2 separate regions of the Homo sapiens genome follow, and region 1 is linked to region 2. A link is a loop called in an ENCODE intact Hi-C map of the cell type or tissue named here. Cell type or tissue: IMR-90. All regions are shown on one strand. Links, peaks and the distances in the headings refer to the core of each region. The heading gives the core; the rest is flanking DNA. Region 1 has its middle 210 kb from the start of CCSER2. Region 2 has its middle 16 kb from the start of LINC00858.

Region 1 (7,873 bases), core at 2,189-4,688, 270 kb after region 2:
TTCAGAGGATGTATGGAAACACCTGGATCTCCAGGCAAAAGTTTGCTGCAGGGGTGGGGCCCTCATGGAGAACCTCTGTGAGGGCAGTGCAGAAGGGAAATATGGGGTCGAGCTCTCACACAGAGTCCCTACTGGGGCACCACCTAGTGGAGCTGTAAGAAGAGGGCCACCCTCCTCCAGACCCCAGAATGGTAGATTCACCAACAACTTGCACCATGCAACTGGTAAAGCCTCAGACACTCAATGCCAGCCTGTGAAAGCAGCCAGGAGAGGTGCTGTATCCAGCAAAGCCTCAGGGGCGGAGCTGCCCAAGGCCATGGGAGCCCACCTCTTCTGTCAGCATGACCTGAATGTGAGACACGGAGTCAAAGGAGATCATTTTGGAACTTTAAGATTTAATGACTTCCCTACTGGGTTTTGGACTTGCATGGGACCTGTGGCCCCTTTGTTTTGGCCAATTTCTCCCATTTGGAGTGGGTTTATTTGCCCAGTGCCTGTAACCCCATTGTATCTAGGAAGTATCTAACTTGCTTTTGATTTTACAGGCTTATAAGGTGGAAGGGACTTGCCTTGTCTCAAATGAGACTTTGCTGAAAGAAGACTTTGGGGGACTGTTGGGAAGGCATGATATGTTTTGAAATGTGAGGACATGAGATTTGGGAGAGGTTAGGGGTGGAATAATATGGTTAGGCTGTATCCTCACCCAAATCTCAGTTTGAATTGTAGCTCCCGTAATTACCACATGTTATGGGAAGGACCCAGTGGGAGGTAATTGAATCATGGGGGTGGGTATTTCCTGTGCTGCTGTTTTTGTAGTGAATAAGTCTCACGAGATCTGACGGTTTTAAAAAAGGGAGTTCCCCTGCTCATTCTCTCTCTTGCCTGCCTCCACATAAGAAATGCCTTTCGGCCGAGCGTGGTGGCTCACGCCTATAATCCCAGCACTTTGGGAGGCTGAGGCGGGTGGATCACTAAGTCAGGAAATCGAGACCATCCTGGCTAACATGGTGAAACCCCGTCTCTACTAAAAAATATAAAAAATCAGCCAGGTGTGGTGGCGGGCGCCTGTAGTCCCAGCTGCTCAGGAGGCTGAGGCAGGAGAATGGCGTGAACCCGGGAGGCGGAGCTTGCAGTGAGCCGAGATCGCGGCACTGCACTCCAGCCTGGGCGACAGAGCGAGACTCCGTCTCAAAAAAAAAAGAAAAAAAAAAAAAAAAGAAATGCCTTTCATCTTCCACCATGATTGTGAGGCCACCCCAGCCACATGAAACTGTGAGTCCATTAAACTTCTTTTCCTTTATAAATTACCCAGTCTTTGGTATATCTCTATCAGCAGGATTAAAGCAGACTAATAGATCTTTGTATTAGTTCTGATAGTGCTTTTATGGGTTCCTTGGGATCTTCTGCACACAGGAGCTTGTCATCTACAGTAGACAGTATTACTTTTCCTTTCCCAGTGTGGATGCCTTTGTTCCCCACCTTGTACTTGCCTGATTGCACAGCCCCCTTTTCTCTCAAGGCTGATGCTGCTGAAGCTGGAACCCCCAAGAGAGATTGACTCCCCGTGGCCATAGACCTATGCTGTGACCTTTGGTGGCCCAGGAGGATAGCAGCAATGAGCCACAGCTGCCTTCCAACTTTGTGGGGGTGGGAAGGCAAAGCCTGTGCTCACTGTCAGATGTCCATCACAGGCCCATGTGGCCATGGGGCATGGCCCCAGGTCTCTGGACCCTCTAATTTGGGATCCCTAGTTCTGAGAGCCCCACTGAAGATTTTGCATCTGATTCCTACCTTATTCCTCCAAACACACTGTGTAGCAAGAGATGACTGTCTGGGCGCCACATGGTGACCCCAAATTGTTTTAATAAAGTTAGTCTTACATTATTCCTTATCAGTGAGTGAAGCAGTGGGAATCTTAGGAATATAGCACAGAGGGTTTGGGAAGCTGAGTATGCCAGACTGTAGGGCCTGTGGTGTTTAGATATATGCTCCCCAAACTGAGGCAAGGCCTCATGTCTAATATTGATTTTTTAACACAGGAAGAGATTTAGAGAGGGAGGTTGAGGGGGAATCACTTCTCATGGAACCAAGGAGCTTCAGGGAAGGTTAAGCTGCCTTCAGAGGGTTATTTAGAATATCTGAGGGGGTGGAGTTTAAAGAAAGAATATTCAATACTATAATTTTAATTTTGTTTTCCAAATCTGAGTTTCTTTTGCTGTAATATAAACTTGAAAATTAAATTCAACAAAATCATTTTTGTTCTTGGAAACAGAAAATACAGCGAGTTTCAAAGGAAACAACAGGGAGTTTGGGGGTTTCTATGGTCCTGCAGGTGGAGACTGCGCTGGAGAAAACCCAGCGTTATTACACCCACGTGGGTGTGGAATGCAGAAGCCTGGTCGCATAATAATACATGATGTTTATTGAGTGTTCTCTGACACTCAACAATAATAGTTAATGTTTGTTGAGTGCTTTATAAATGCAACCATTATAAATGAAGGACCACTCTTGTTTAGTGTTGACGGAGGGTGCAGTGGAAAAACTAAAACACAGTCCGGGAGCCAAAAGTTCACAATAGTGTCAACTCTTTACTTGCTTTGTCAAAAATGGTGACGGGATCCAAATACACTGCACAATGACATTCGTAAAGAGATTTGTTCACCTCTCCAGCCCACTTCCCACAAGCCTTCCCCACAGCACAAGCTGCTCCCAGACATCTTTCTTCCCAGTGCACCTACCACATCCCTCCCTCCCCATCCAGTTTCTGACCCCAAAGAGCAGCAGGGCCAGAAGTCAGTTCTCCCACCTTGGCACAAAGAAGAGCCCATGCGGAGGCCTCATTTCCAACATCTCGTAGACCAACAGGCACAAGAGTGTCACACTGGGGTCTAGAAGCATGACTCCATGTGCTGTGCTGGGTGCTTTATGTGTTGATGATGATAATGATGGTAGCTTCTAACCCTTGATGTTCTGTGTGGCCAGGCATTGTTCTAAGCGCTTTATATCCTGCCCTCAAATTCTTGCAACATTCCTAAGAAGCAGGCACTAGCCTCACTATTTTACAGAGGAGAAACTAAGGCTTGAAGTTAGATACCTTGCCTGCACTTACAGCTATTAAATGGCGAAATAGAATTTGAAACCAGGTCATCTGCATCAGAATCCATGCACTTAATCACAAGGCTACTACTACATCTCCAGCTATATTTCATCTCAGTTCGTTTTCACAATAGCATTTCCTTTTTCACATGATAAAACAGAGGAGAGGCTCAGAGTGTTAAAAGTCAATGGCCCAAGTCATAGAGCTATTAAAGGAGTGGAATAGGCCGGAGCGATAGTGGGGAGGGCCGGCGGGAGGCTGAAGGCGGTAGTCTATTGTACAATGCTGCCATCTAGTGGTAAAATCTGAAACCTTCCTTATACGTACCCCGCCCATTTCTAAAAATGATTTACAGTTGCTTGAAGTTTCAGAAGATGGAAACCCTGTCAAATCCTCAAAGTATTAAAATAAAAGTGAAAGGAAAACAACCATATCATAATGGAGGAATAGCTGAGGCAATAGTTTTTAACTGAGAACCTACTTGGCTCTGAGTTTCCTGGCAGCCAAGGCTAAGAAGGAAATGTGTGTTCCATTGCTTATTGCACAATAAAAAGTCGATTAATCCATCACAAGACCAGCCTTGGACTTCATTTTTAATTCAACAACAATGGCACTAAAGATGTTGTAGGTGCCCTCCTGTGGACATTCATTTACCTGGAAAAGCCAACCAAGGGTCCCGATGGAACAAGTATGCTTGTTTATATAGGGGCCCTGGCTCAGCCTTTCCCCAAGCAGTCATTCCTGGGATGAGAATGACCCATGAAGGCTTTCAGCAAATGCTATCCACTAGGTCTTTCGGGCCCAGGCACCACCCACATTTGTGGTAGTTTTGGTTCAGTTATGTTTCGAAGGCAGCGCTGAGGGCCTGGCCCCTTGGTTTGGACTTTGGGTGGTGGCAGTGACAGTGCTCTGTTGTTCCATGAGCTCCAGAGATGTACTCTAGACCTGCGCTGTCCAATAAGGCAGTCACAGGTTACATGTGGCTCCTGAGCACTTAAATTGCAGCTGGTCTGAACTGAGATGCCCTGGAAATATAAAATCCACAGCAGATTTCATATAAAAAAGGAAAAATATCTCATTAATAATTGTTATACTCATTACATCTTGAAATAAATTATTTCATGCTGGATTAATAAAAAATAAGTTATTAATTTTACTTATTTCTTTTCACATTATAAAATGGGACTTTTAAAAAATTTAAAATTGAGTATGTGGCTGGCACTGTATTTCTTTCACGTCTAGAGATAGAAGAAATACTCTAGAGAGAGTATTTCTCTCTCTTCCTGGCTCCAGAGAGGTGGACTAGGCACTCTGGTCACCACGGGTAATGCCCCAAAACCCTAAGAACCTTTTGTGTTATTATGGGAGAACAGTTGTCTTTGTCTTCTAGATGCAGGCTAGCTTAGAGTTGAAGAATTTGGCTAAAGTGTTCAGTGGCTCCAAACAACTTTGCTCTGCCAGTTGGGACACGTTCTCTGTGTCAGCAGGCCAGGGATTGGGGTGGGGGTGTTGTCAACAATGGGAAAGGAGGGGCAGGGGGAAGGCAAGTTTGTTTCTCAGAAGTAGAATGAGCCACCCCTGCACCTGAAGTGGGTGTCTCTTTTGAAAAGGATTCTTTGGTCTCCAGGTATACAGTGCTCCTTCCATCACTGGGGTCCAGGTCTGGGCCCCAGCATTTGGACTTCACTCACCAAGGCCAGCTCTGATTTGCTGATGTATCAGTTATAGTTTTCAGAAGCCAATTTGCAAATTTCCTTTCAGATCTTAAAAAGGCTGGAAAGCAGAGAGATGAGGGCATAAAGCTTTGTAAATTATCAAAATCCCAAGCACACACATCTTCAAGCGCACAGGAACCACAAGTCCCCAATCATTATTGTGGTTCTGCTTTTTCCCCTATATTATGTGTTACAATATTACGAGTCAATTTCCCAGAAGTTTTAGCTGCTTTTCTCTGGCTGCACTAATTATATCAATAACAAACTCACAATCACATCAAATGACTGTCAACATATCCCAGTGCGCCATGCTCCATGAAATGACTAAATAAAGCAAAATTCCTTTATGGATTCCTTGGAGTATAACTGATCACAAGTTTGAGAATCTTGGGCTAAATCCAAAAGATGGCATCAAGCTCCCAGGCAGCTGGCCAAAATGTGAAGGCAATCTGCCTGGATGAACTTCTTCAAAATTTCCAGTTTACTCTTAGCACATCTAAGGTCACTGTATGAGTCCGTTTTCATGCTGCTGATAAAGAGATACCTGAGACTGGGCAATTTACAAAAGAAAGAGATTTAATGGATTTACAGTTCCACATGGCTGGGGAGGCCTCACAATCATGGCAGGAGGTGAAAGGCAGGTCTCACATGGTGGCAGACAAGAGAAGAGAGCTTGTGCAGGGAGACTCTGTTTTTCAAACCATCAGATCTCACGAGACTTATTCACTATCACAAGAACAGCACGGGAAAGACCTGCCCCCATGATTCAGTTACCTCCCACCAGGTCTCTCCCACAATAACTGAGAATTCAGGATGAAATTTGGGTGGTGACATGGCCAAACCACATCAGTCACACTCCAATTCTTGAATGAAACTGGGTAGGACCAGTGCCCACCCAAATGATCAGAAGGGAGTGTGTGCCTCCCACACAGTAACTCCCCATTAAATGTGAGTTCTCACGTCAGAGGTGCATAGGGCTGGGGAGCCAGAAGTATGTGAGGTCTCTTTCTGGGCTTAAAGCAGGGAAGGAACCCAGAAGCCCCCTGCTGAGCAGAGGACTCACTGTGGGGTTTGCCCTTTGGTAAGTCTGAATTTTGGTGGTCGAATTCAAAAGCCTCCTGTAGCGTGCAAAGGACACAGCTTCAGAGCCTTCCAGGGTGGCTAGCTCATGGTGGTCACGCCCCACCTCCTGTGGAATGAATGGATTCCACAGGGCTTAGTTGTCTGTTACTGTCTTGTTTCCTGTTACCCTGGGCTATGTCTCTTAGGCTGCCTCCAAATCTTCAGGGCAGCCTTGGAGGAGCCTCACACCGGACTCAGGCTAGAGCTCCCAAGGGAGAGCAAAGCCGTGGGGTGACTAGGTGCTCAGTGAGTCCCCAGGGGAAAGGGAAACTTGGGGAACAGGATGCAGGGCTGTGCTACCTGGCAGCCCTCCTTTCAAAGGGGATGCATCTCTGGCCATCATAAAAGATTCAGTTCTGTCAAGGGCCTTCCAACATGCAGAGCGTGAATGAGGCCTGTCAAGGGGCTCCCGGGGCCTCCCTCCCTTCGCCTCCTTCCTCCAGATGATGTTTCTTTCCCTGGGGTCTTGGCAGCTGGTCCTGAGCTCCCGGCGGCCCATTTCCCGGACCTGCGTTCCCAGGCATGGCCACACGAGTGCGCCCGGCTCCCGCTCCGGATCCGCCTCACCGGGGCTGAGTCAGGCTAGCTAACGGGCCGCGGGATCCCAGGGCCGGGTCCCCCGACCCTGCCTGATCATCTGAGGGGCAACTTCGCTGCGCTTGGAAATCCTCTTGACGACTTTGTCTGCCAGGACGCCCCAGCGGGGCCAGCTGAGCGTCCTGGCCTGCGGCTACAGCCTATGGTGAGGGGTGGAAACGGCGCCCTCCTCCAGTGCTGCAGAAGTGATGAAGATTCCCGCGACCTGGAGGCACCAAGTCCTTCTCAAGCGCAGGGGAGAGGGAGGGCGCGGTGCGGGGGGGTCCTGGGGGGCTCCCTCGGAATGAGGGATGGGTCTCCCGACGGCGCCCCCAGCCAGGGCCAGAAGCGTGGGCGCGCCGCGTTCCCGGTGCTTCCGTGCAACACGTTTCTGTCTCTCCCGTTTTCCAGAGGGAAAATTTGCCGTGGGAAGCAAGGATTCCCGAGCCTCGGTCCTGTCCACGCGGTGCAGGGCACCTGTCCAAGGTGGGCCTGGCCTGGCCCTGCCCAGATTCAGCCAGGTGACCGGGGCTGCAGGCAGATCCAGATGACAACGAAGTGCTCTCCCCTCCATTCTCCAGGCCTCTCCTGCGGGGACCCAGCTGGAAGGCCTATGGGCTCCCACCCCTCAGGGCAAAGGCTGGACTTAAGGGCCAGGCTTTCCAGGTGTCATTTCCTCTCCGAACCTCTGGGTGTCACTCACCTCGAATTTCCTGTCTTTAGTTGGGCATTGGCCGACAGAGCGCGGAATCTCTGCTGCCCTGCTCAGGCAGAAGGGCTTGGCCTCCTTCCCACAGGCCATGGTCCCCAAACACCACTCAGCACCCCCAGGCAGGCTGCACATCTGGATGGGCATAGGGGGAATAGGATCCCACACTCACCCTCACCATGGCCTCAGGCTGTGCAGAGCATGCTTCCAGGTCCTTGACTTTGGGTTTGGGCAGATGACTTTGGCCAATGGAATATTAGCAGTCATAGGGTTAGCAGAGGCTTTCAATGTGCTTGAGAGATTGGCTTTGCATCCCCGCACTTCACTGATTGAACCTAAATGAGAAGCGTTTCCTCCTGGTAGCTGCTGCCCTTTCATCCTGGATCCCATAATAAGCACACATAGAGCAGGCCTGAGCCCAACCTGCAGTGGGAAGCCGAGCCCTGCAGTCCCACTGCCCGAAGCAGAGCCGACCTGCTGAGCCCAGCCTTGACAAGCATCCAGTTGTCTTCAGTGGGCCACACTTACAAGCATGGGAATTAGTGCTTATTGTCATATGCCACTGAGAGCTTGTGGAGGTTGTCCAGCAAAGCTGACTGACCAATGTCCTTTTCTCAGTCAGGCCTGAATGACTCATAGCCCAATTCCATGATA
Region 2 (7,873 bases), core at 3,129-5,628:
CCATCTTGAGTTGATTTTTTTTTTTTTAAGACGGAGTCCTGCTCTGTCACCCAGGCTGAAGTACAGTAGCACCATCATAGCTCACTGCAACCTTTGCCTCCCAGGTTCAAGCAGTTCTCATGCCTCAGCCTCCTAAGTAGCTGGGATTACAGGCATGCGCTACTATGTCTGGCTAATTTTTTGGGGTTTAGTAGAGACAGGGTTTCACCATGTTGAACAGGCTGTCCTCAAATTCCTGACCTCAGGTGATCCACCCACCTTGGCCCCCAAAGTGCTGGGATTACAGGCATGAGCCACCGTGTCTATCCTTGAGTTGATTTTTATATATGGTAAGAGATATGGGTCCAGTTTCATTCTTCTGCATATGGCAATTTAATTTTCCCAGCACCATTTATTGAAAAGGTGTCCTAACATCACTCCTTCTAAATCCTCTAACCCTTAACATAAGGATGTTAACATGGACATCACAGGGTTGTTGTGAGGCTTGAAGATAACATGTACTCACTAAGCACATAGAAAATACTCATTAAAACAGAGCTGTTCGTTAAGTCTTGGCCATGCCTTGCAGGGACTCAGTCTTACATAGAAAGGGGTAAAAGCCCCAGGGTTTGCTTATGGGACCTCAAGCCAGGCTGCCAGCATTCAAACACCATGTATTAAATCGTGATCTGCTGCCCGTCACTTCCTCTGCCTGTGCATCGTTTCCCAAGTTGGGAGGTGAGATGATGGAAGTGGCAACTTGACTACACAGAAAGGACCAGAACATTCCCTGTCATGGTAAGTGCTCATGGAGTATCAGCCACCAGTACATGCCAGTCAAAGACAGCCTCTGGTAATACGGGGCTAGGCCTGCACATTACTTTAAAATGTTTTGAGGTTTGTTGCCAACATTTAAAAATCAGGACAGTTTATTTAAATCCAGATGTCAGAAGATGAGGCTTTACCCGGCTGCCTTCCTACATTGTTACAGTTTGTAGAGCTCAGGGCAGCTCGGCCCTTTGCCCAGGACACATGCTCTTGTGTCAACCTCAGTGCCTGTGTCCCCTGTTGATCCTGTGGGCCTCTGGGTTTGTGACAAGAGCCATCCCGAGTCCCCAAGAGAAAGAGACGAGGCCGAACACATCAGCGTCCTCATCTGTGCTCAGAGGAGAGGCAGGGAGGAAGGTGGTTTGGTTAGGCTGCTTTCAGGGATGGCTTAAGCTCAAGCCTTGCATCCCCAAGGCTTCCCGCAGGAGTGAAAGGAGGGCTTGGGAATGGCCACCCTGGCCTGGGTTGGCAGGAGATGGGAAGGGCTGAAGCAGCACCTGGTGAGGAATGACCAGAGTCCCGCCTGAAGCTACTCACTTCAGAAGCCCCATGTCGGCCCACACCCCCCAATTCCCACTCATGGAGTGGGCTTGGGGAGACTCATCACCTTCAGGCTCTTCTGCCCATGTTCCCAAGCACTTTTAGGATCTTGTCCCCTGTGACACTGCGTGCAGGGCTTCTTCTCTGCCCTCCTTCCCACTCACCCCACAACCTCCCCTGCACCCCTGCCTTCTTTTAAGCAGCTCAGCTGCCTCTGGGGGAAGAGGACAAAGAAAGTGGCTGAATCCTGTCTGAAGTCCACCTCCCTGTGGGCCCTTGGCACAGTCCCTGAGCTGGGATAGGAATCAGAGTCCGCCCATCCCTGGCACTTGGCCTGGCAGAAGTTAGACCACAGCCCTCAAAGGCCTAAATCCTTCTCAGGCTCGCTTTGCTCTGCGCAACCCCTAAGGTGATGGATTCACAGTCCTCAAGCTCTCTGCTGATTTTCTACAATGAATATGTACCACTTTTGCAATCACAAAAACATGTAAAGAGTAATGTTACTTCTACCTCCTTCAAGTGTTTTATCCCTGGCTGTAGTTGTATGTTCCCTGCAGAGCCTGTGGGCCTCTGGGTTTGTGACACTAATGCAGGAGTCCCCATCCCTGAATGTATATCTGTATATCTGGTGAGACCCGGGGCCCTGAAGGGAAATGGAGATGGTGGGCAAGGTGACTGAGGAAGTCTGATGATGAAGGCGCAGCTGACCCAGGACCGTGGAGGCAGGAGAAAGCAAGCTCCGTCCCACAGAGCGGAGGGGAAGAATAGATAAGCCCCATCAGTCTGAGTTTGCTGAGCGTCATTCCCCACCAGCCTTCCTCTCCTGCCTCCCTCCTAGGCTCCTCTGGAGCAACTGCTCACCCTTTCCTGGGCACCCCTTGGTCTTTTTTCTCCATTCACTTGTGACCCCTTAATGCCACCCCCTGCAGACACAATGAATTTTAGGGGGACACACCAACAAGGTCCCCCCGCCCATGTTAGTCATCACTAGCACCACAGTGCTCTCTCCAAGTTCCGTGCAGCCCTGGAGAACTGGGGCCACATTGTGGAAAGGGGAACAAGAGCAAGGTGAGAAGACTGAGTCTGGAGAAGTCAGGAAGGAAGAAAGAAGGGTGAAAATAGCAGAGACTGTGCTAGAGCCTCATCTGCAGAGCTCGAGGGCTCAGGGCATCTTCACTGGAGGCCCGGGGAACCAGCCTAACTTCTCCTGCCCTGGCCTCTAGCCACACTCTACACTAAAGACCACATTGATATGCAGACACACAGACTGGACTTGGAAGAGGCCACCAGGAGGTGGACGTCCAGAACCAGCAAGCATCAAGCACCAGAAAATGTCACCTCCAGCAATCACTTCCTCATTTGTAAGCCAGCATCCATTTGACCCCCTGAATCCCTGTCTGTGTCACTTAGTTCTGACATATTCACCTATCCATCCAATACGTATCTACTGAACAGCTGCTGTGTGTCAGACACGTGCTCGATGCGACGACGCAGTACCAAGATCCTTTCCAGATACTGCCAGAAAATGTCCACTGCCTCTTTGTCTCTTCGTTACATTTGTGAGTAAAATACAGGTGTTAACAATAGCTAGGAAATCAAAGATAGAAATTACGGTACAGCCATGTCCAAGTAAGTGAAATCAGGTATAATAATAAGGTTATCAAGATAGCCCAGAAATTTCCTTCAGAATCTCTGCAAGTCCTTATCACAAAACTAAACAGTTATCCCTGGCTCTAGATAAATTAAGCGTGCACTCTATGCTTCATTGTGTACTTGATTTAATTGTATTTCAAGAGAATTATCCCCCACTGAATTTCAATGTGTAGCCAATTTTAGCCCCATTCTGGATTTTTAAAATTTTCTGTTTGACTTGGAAATCACCATTTTTTTTCTTTTGTTTCTCTATTTTTTTAAAACCACATAGTCCTATGTAAGAAAACCACCATGATTTCTAAGAACAGTTTTCCCTAAATTGGCATCCACAGAGGAAGGCCCCATAACATGCACTCCTGTAGTGTGACCAGGCCTTGCCATCCCCTCGCTGGGTAACCTTGGGAGTCAAGACCCCCTCTGGCCCATCCCCTCTATCATCTCAGTCCCCCAGGGCTCTGACACAGGCAGAAGATTCTCAAACACTATCGAATTTTTTTTCTCCAAACTAGATGTTTGTGGTGGACTGAATGTTTGTGTCCCCTGAAATACCTATGTTGAAACCCAGTACAGTTAAATGAGGTCATAAGAGCGGAGCCCTGATCCCATAGGATTGTGTCCTTATGAGAAGAGACACCGGAGAGCCTGAGCTCCCTCTTCTCCCACCCCAAGCATATGTCCAGGAAAGACCATGTGAGCTCACTGTGAAAAGTTGGCCCAGCCCAAGGAGAGAGCCCTTACCAGACACCAACACTGCCGGCAACTTGATCTCCGACTTCCAGCCTCCAGAAATGTGCAAAATAAATTTCTGTTGCTTAAGCCACCCAGTCTATGTATTTTGTTACAGCCGCTTTAACAAACTAATACAGTGTTACATCAAAGCTCATCATTGAAACAGATGATAATGGAGGGGACCAACAGCCCAACTGGTGCCCCCAGCCCAGGAACACCCAGTGCCACTTCTGCAGAACCCGGGGATTGTAAAAATCCCATTTAAAAGTTATAAAATTTGGCTTCTAAGATCCCCTCCCACTCTAAGATCCATTGATTCTAGAATGTATTTGAGTTCTTTCACAAAGAAATGTAAGTACCGTAGAATATTATCACCCACCTCATCCTCTTGCTGGGAAAGATGGCTCTGCCTATTGCCAAATGGACTTGACATCACAAATAAAGTAGAAAGTTGTAACCAAGGTAAAGGATTGGCCCCTTCCGGAGACCTTCACTGGCACAATTTTCCTGGGGAGGGAAAGGGCTGTGCATTTGATTGTCTAGCAAGAAAGTAGATACCAACTAGATACTGCCTGAACTATACAGTATCTATATTCCCTGTTAAAGGGAAAAGGGATCCCACAAATTTTCTATATAGATAAATAAATTCATTGGCAAAGAAGTTGGCCTAATTTATTCATATCTTTCTTTTTGCCTCATAATTAATAGAATTTCTGCTGTTCTCCCTGTCAGAGATACTCCTGGTCCAATTCTCTCAAATACAAGCTCACTCTCCTTCCCACCACAACTGTCTCCCTTCTTGTGTTCCCTGTGTATGTAAATATCACTATTATCTGTCCTGTCATCTAAGGTAAATGAAGAGAGAAGGGAAAAGCAGAGATCCGACATGCATAAATACTCGCACTGGGCAGAATGTGAGGGTGGCGCAGTGCTCAGCAGGTACCACAAGGTGGCAGTGCCCTCTCAATGATCAGTACATCCTGAGCTGCCAGCCCTGATGGTAGTGCCTCTCCGCAGAGCCTGGGGGTCTCCTGCTGAGGCCGCGTGGGTGGGTTATTGATTCCTGCAGGATTTCCGACACGTTTTCCTTTGCCTGCTCGTGATACAGACGAAACCTGACACTTAACTGTTTCTACCTCAAATGATGACATGATTCCACATCTCTCTCTTTCTTAAAGGAAACACAGTGTCATGCACGTTGGCCAGAGGAGTCTTTGATGGCCCCATGGAGTCAGTCCCTTTTCTCTGTCTATAGAACAGCCATTGAATGTCTAGCCAAATGGAGGCCTCCAAAGCCCTGCACACCACAGCATTTTGATAAGAGGTCTGGGCCTGGGTTTTGTCTTTGTCTGACTGATAAGTCAGGGCAGTCCCTGGATTTCTCCAACCTGGGACTGTTCATCTGAAAAGTGGTGGTGATTAGCCCTCATGCTGTGATCATAGGTGGAAGAACACTGCAAACTATGGGGTGTGGGGCAGGAGGGTTCGGAGAAGCACCCCACTCCTCAGGCAGAGGCACAATAAATGACATTTGGCAATTGTGGGCAATGTTTCTAAGGTAACGAGGGCTGGGAAAGCACTGGGTGAAGGCCAGAGATATAATCCTTAAGTCTTCCCTCTGTTCTCGGTTGAGGTAACTTGCTGCTCCTCTCTTAAGCTGCTCCTTGGCCCCAACATCACACACCTGCTCTTCCCTCCATCCACCTGGCAGCTCTCACAATGGCCTCCATTATCCCCTGCACAGCATCCTCAGCTCAGCTGCCCTGCCCTCTGCAGCTGTCCAACACATGCACCGCCTTCGCCTTCTAGATCACAGCCAGCTTGGCAGATTGGAAAGGGCTCAGCTTTGGGTGTTGGAAATCCCTGGGCATGAATCCAGGATTTACCATTTATTCAATGTGACAAAGATTCTCTGCTTGACCAAACTCGAGTCAGGCTCTTGAACCTTCTTCTAGGCCCATCTCTGAACTTCCTTGTAACACCCAGTTGTAGCAAAGAACCCTATTAAGTTAGTTTAGCAAGAACCATCAGCCCTGGATATCTGATCAGGTTCCTCAGCCTGCACCATCCCCCAGGTGATTTCTGATCACCCTGGCCTGTCTTCAGCAAGAATCTTGTTCGATAGGTTTAGCCAGAATCCCTTTTATTCTTGATGTTTCATCTTAGTAATTTTCCATCCAGCAAACCACACCCTGCTCCTGGGCTATCGTTTCCGACTTGTCCATCTCTCTCACCCATTGCAACATTCCATTGCAGCTGTCCCTACACCTATAGCGATGGTCCTGAATAAAGTCTTTACCATGCTTTCACAAGTGTCATCGAATAGTATTTTTTAACAAATGTCTAAGCAAGTTCGAGCAAATTTTTTATCTCTGAGTTTGTTCCACATCCACAAGAATGGACTCATTTGGGTGGCATACTTTAAAGCACATGGTACCCGGTAGGTGCTCAATAGATATTAGATATGTTCCATCAGGGACTTCATCATCTACTCTTTGCTGTCACTCAAGAAAAGGGTGTGTAGGAGAATTGTGATAATTGACTGGCGATTACACACCACAAGTGTCCCAACTACTCCCTCATTTAATCCCCACAACATCCTCACAAGCACAGTTCTCAACTTCGTTTGCAAATTTGAATCACCTGGTTCCTGGTGACTCAATGTGTTATCCCTGCACTGGAAGCCCCAACCTCATTTGGGAGCTTGTTCGAAATGTCTCAGGGTTGGGCGTGGTGGCTCATGCCTGTAATCCCAGCACTTTGGGAGGCTGAGATGGAAGGATCACTTGAGTCCAAGAGCTGGACACCAGCCGGGGCAACATAGTGAGCCCTTGTCTCTGTAAATACATACATACACACATACATACATACATACATACATACATACATACATACATACATAAAATAAAAATTTTTTAAAAAGAAATGTCTCAGGCCCTCAAGTCTCAGGGCCCAGCTCAGAACTCCTTAATCCAAATCTTCATTTTAACGACCCCTAGAGTTGGTTTGTGTGCACCTTAAAACTTGAGAAGCCCCAGAGAGCCTTACAGATTATAGCTGTCTAGGTCCCTGGCACAGAGATTCTGATGTGGTAGGTTTAAAGGGCTGGCTGGCTTGGGCTTTTTAAGCTCCCAGGTGATTCTGATATGCAGCCATGAGTGAGAACCACCACTTTTGGGGAGTGGTATGAACAGTTCTGTTTCATGAAGAGTGATTTAACTGAGATTTACTCTGAGTTATCTCTGAGGCCATTGTTTGCTGTTTTATATTAATATATATTTCTCTCTAGGTGTTCATTCTTCTTCACTTGCTCTTGTTCTATGGCTTGCTCTCATCTTTCTCTTACTAATTCTCCCAAATTCCAAAGACCATAGGCCAGCAGGAGAGCCTCAGCCCAAGGCTTTTTATTTTATTATCATGATATCATCCACAAGATAATAGGGCCAGGGCTTTTAGTGGGCGCACTAAAGAATAAGAGGTTAATAATACTGCTGAAGGTCATACAGTAAATGAGAAAGCTTGGTTTGTGCCTCCTGGCACAGGGATTTTTGGATATCAGTGCAGGCAATGCACATCCAAGATGCTGTAGAGCAGCACTTCTCAAACTCTTCGGTGCACACAAATCACCTGGGATCTTGTTAAATGCAGACTCTGGTTCAGTAGGCCTGGGTAGGGACCAAGGATGCATTTCTAACAAACTCCCAAGTAAACCGATGTTACTGAGTTGCAGTGTGTTCAGCCAAAGCAACCGATTATGATCCTAGCTGCTCCTCCATCACTTCCCAGCCTCTGACTGGGTGTTCATTGTCTCTCACCTGCCAGATGATTCAGATCAATGTTTCAAGTTGTGTCATTGGACTGAGCTCTGAAAACCTCCATGCCAGGCCTAAGATGCCACTGGGTGGCGCTCTGGTGCACCTCCCTATGGCATTTCCTGTTGCCGCACAGCTGTTGGGTGTTCACCATTCAACAACAATTCAACAAATATTTATTGAGCCTAACTGTAAGTCAAGTTTAAACAAGACAGACAAGGTCCTCATGAGGGGCTTACATTGTACTGACAATAAACAAGTAAATGTATAAAAGAAATCGTTACAAATTTTGATAAGCACTTTGGAGGACATAAACTAGGGAACAGATAGGG

The links. A loop is a pair of places that touch in the nucleus more often than their neighbours do. Peaks named below come from ENCODE experiments on the same cell type or tissue, not always from the same donor. Only the 100,000 strongest peaks of a DNase experiment are listed, where the experiment ranks them.
Region 1: a loop joins it to region 2, with 12 times the contacts of the local background. A loop is called at or near these places in 106 of 110 quality-filtered maps.

Annotation. Positions count from the first base shown.
Region 1 is chr10:84,534,222-84,542,094 of GRCh38, forward strand. No RefSeq gene overlaps it. Among named protein-coding and RNA genes, the nearest start is that of CCSER2, 210 kb to the left of the region's middle. RefSeq lists enhancers at 1,032-1,531, 2,784-3,488. In IMR-90, for the core only: a CTCF peak has its summit at 3,382 (motif pointing left); a DNase peak (open chromatin) is centred at 3,380.
Region 2 is chr10:84,260,094-84,267,966 of GRCh38, forward strand. No RefSeq gene overlaps it. Among named protein-coding and RNA genes, the nearest start is that of LINC00858, 16 kb to the right of the region's middle. RefSeq lists a silencer at 4,608-4,757. In IMR-90, for the core only: a CTCF peak has its summit at 4,673 (motif pointing right); a DNase peak (open chromatin) is centred at 4,728.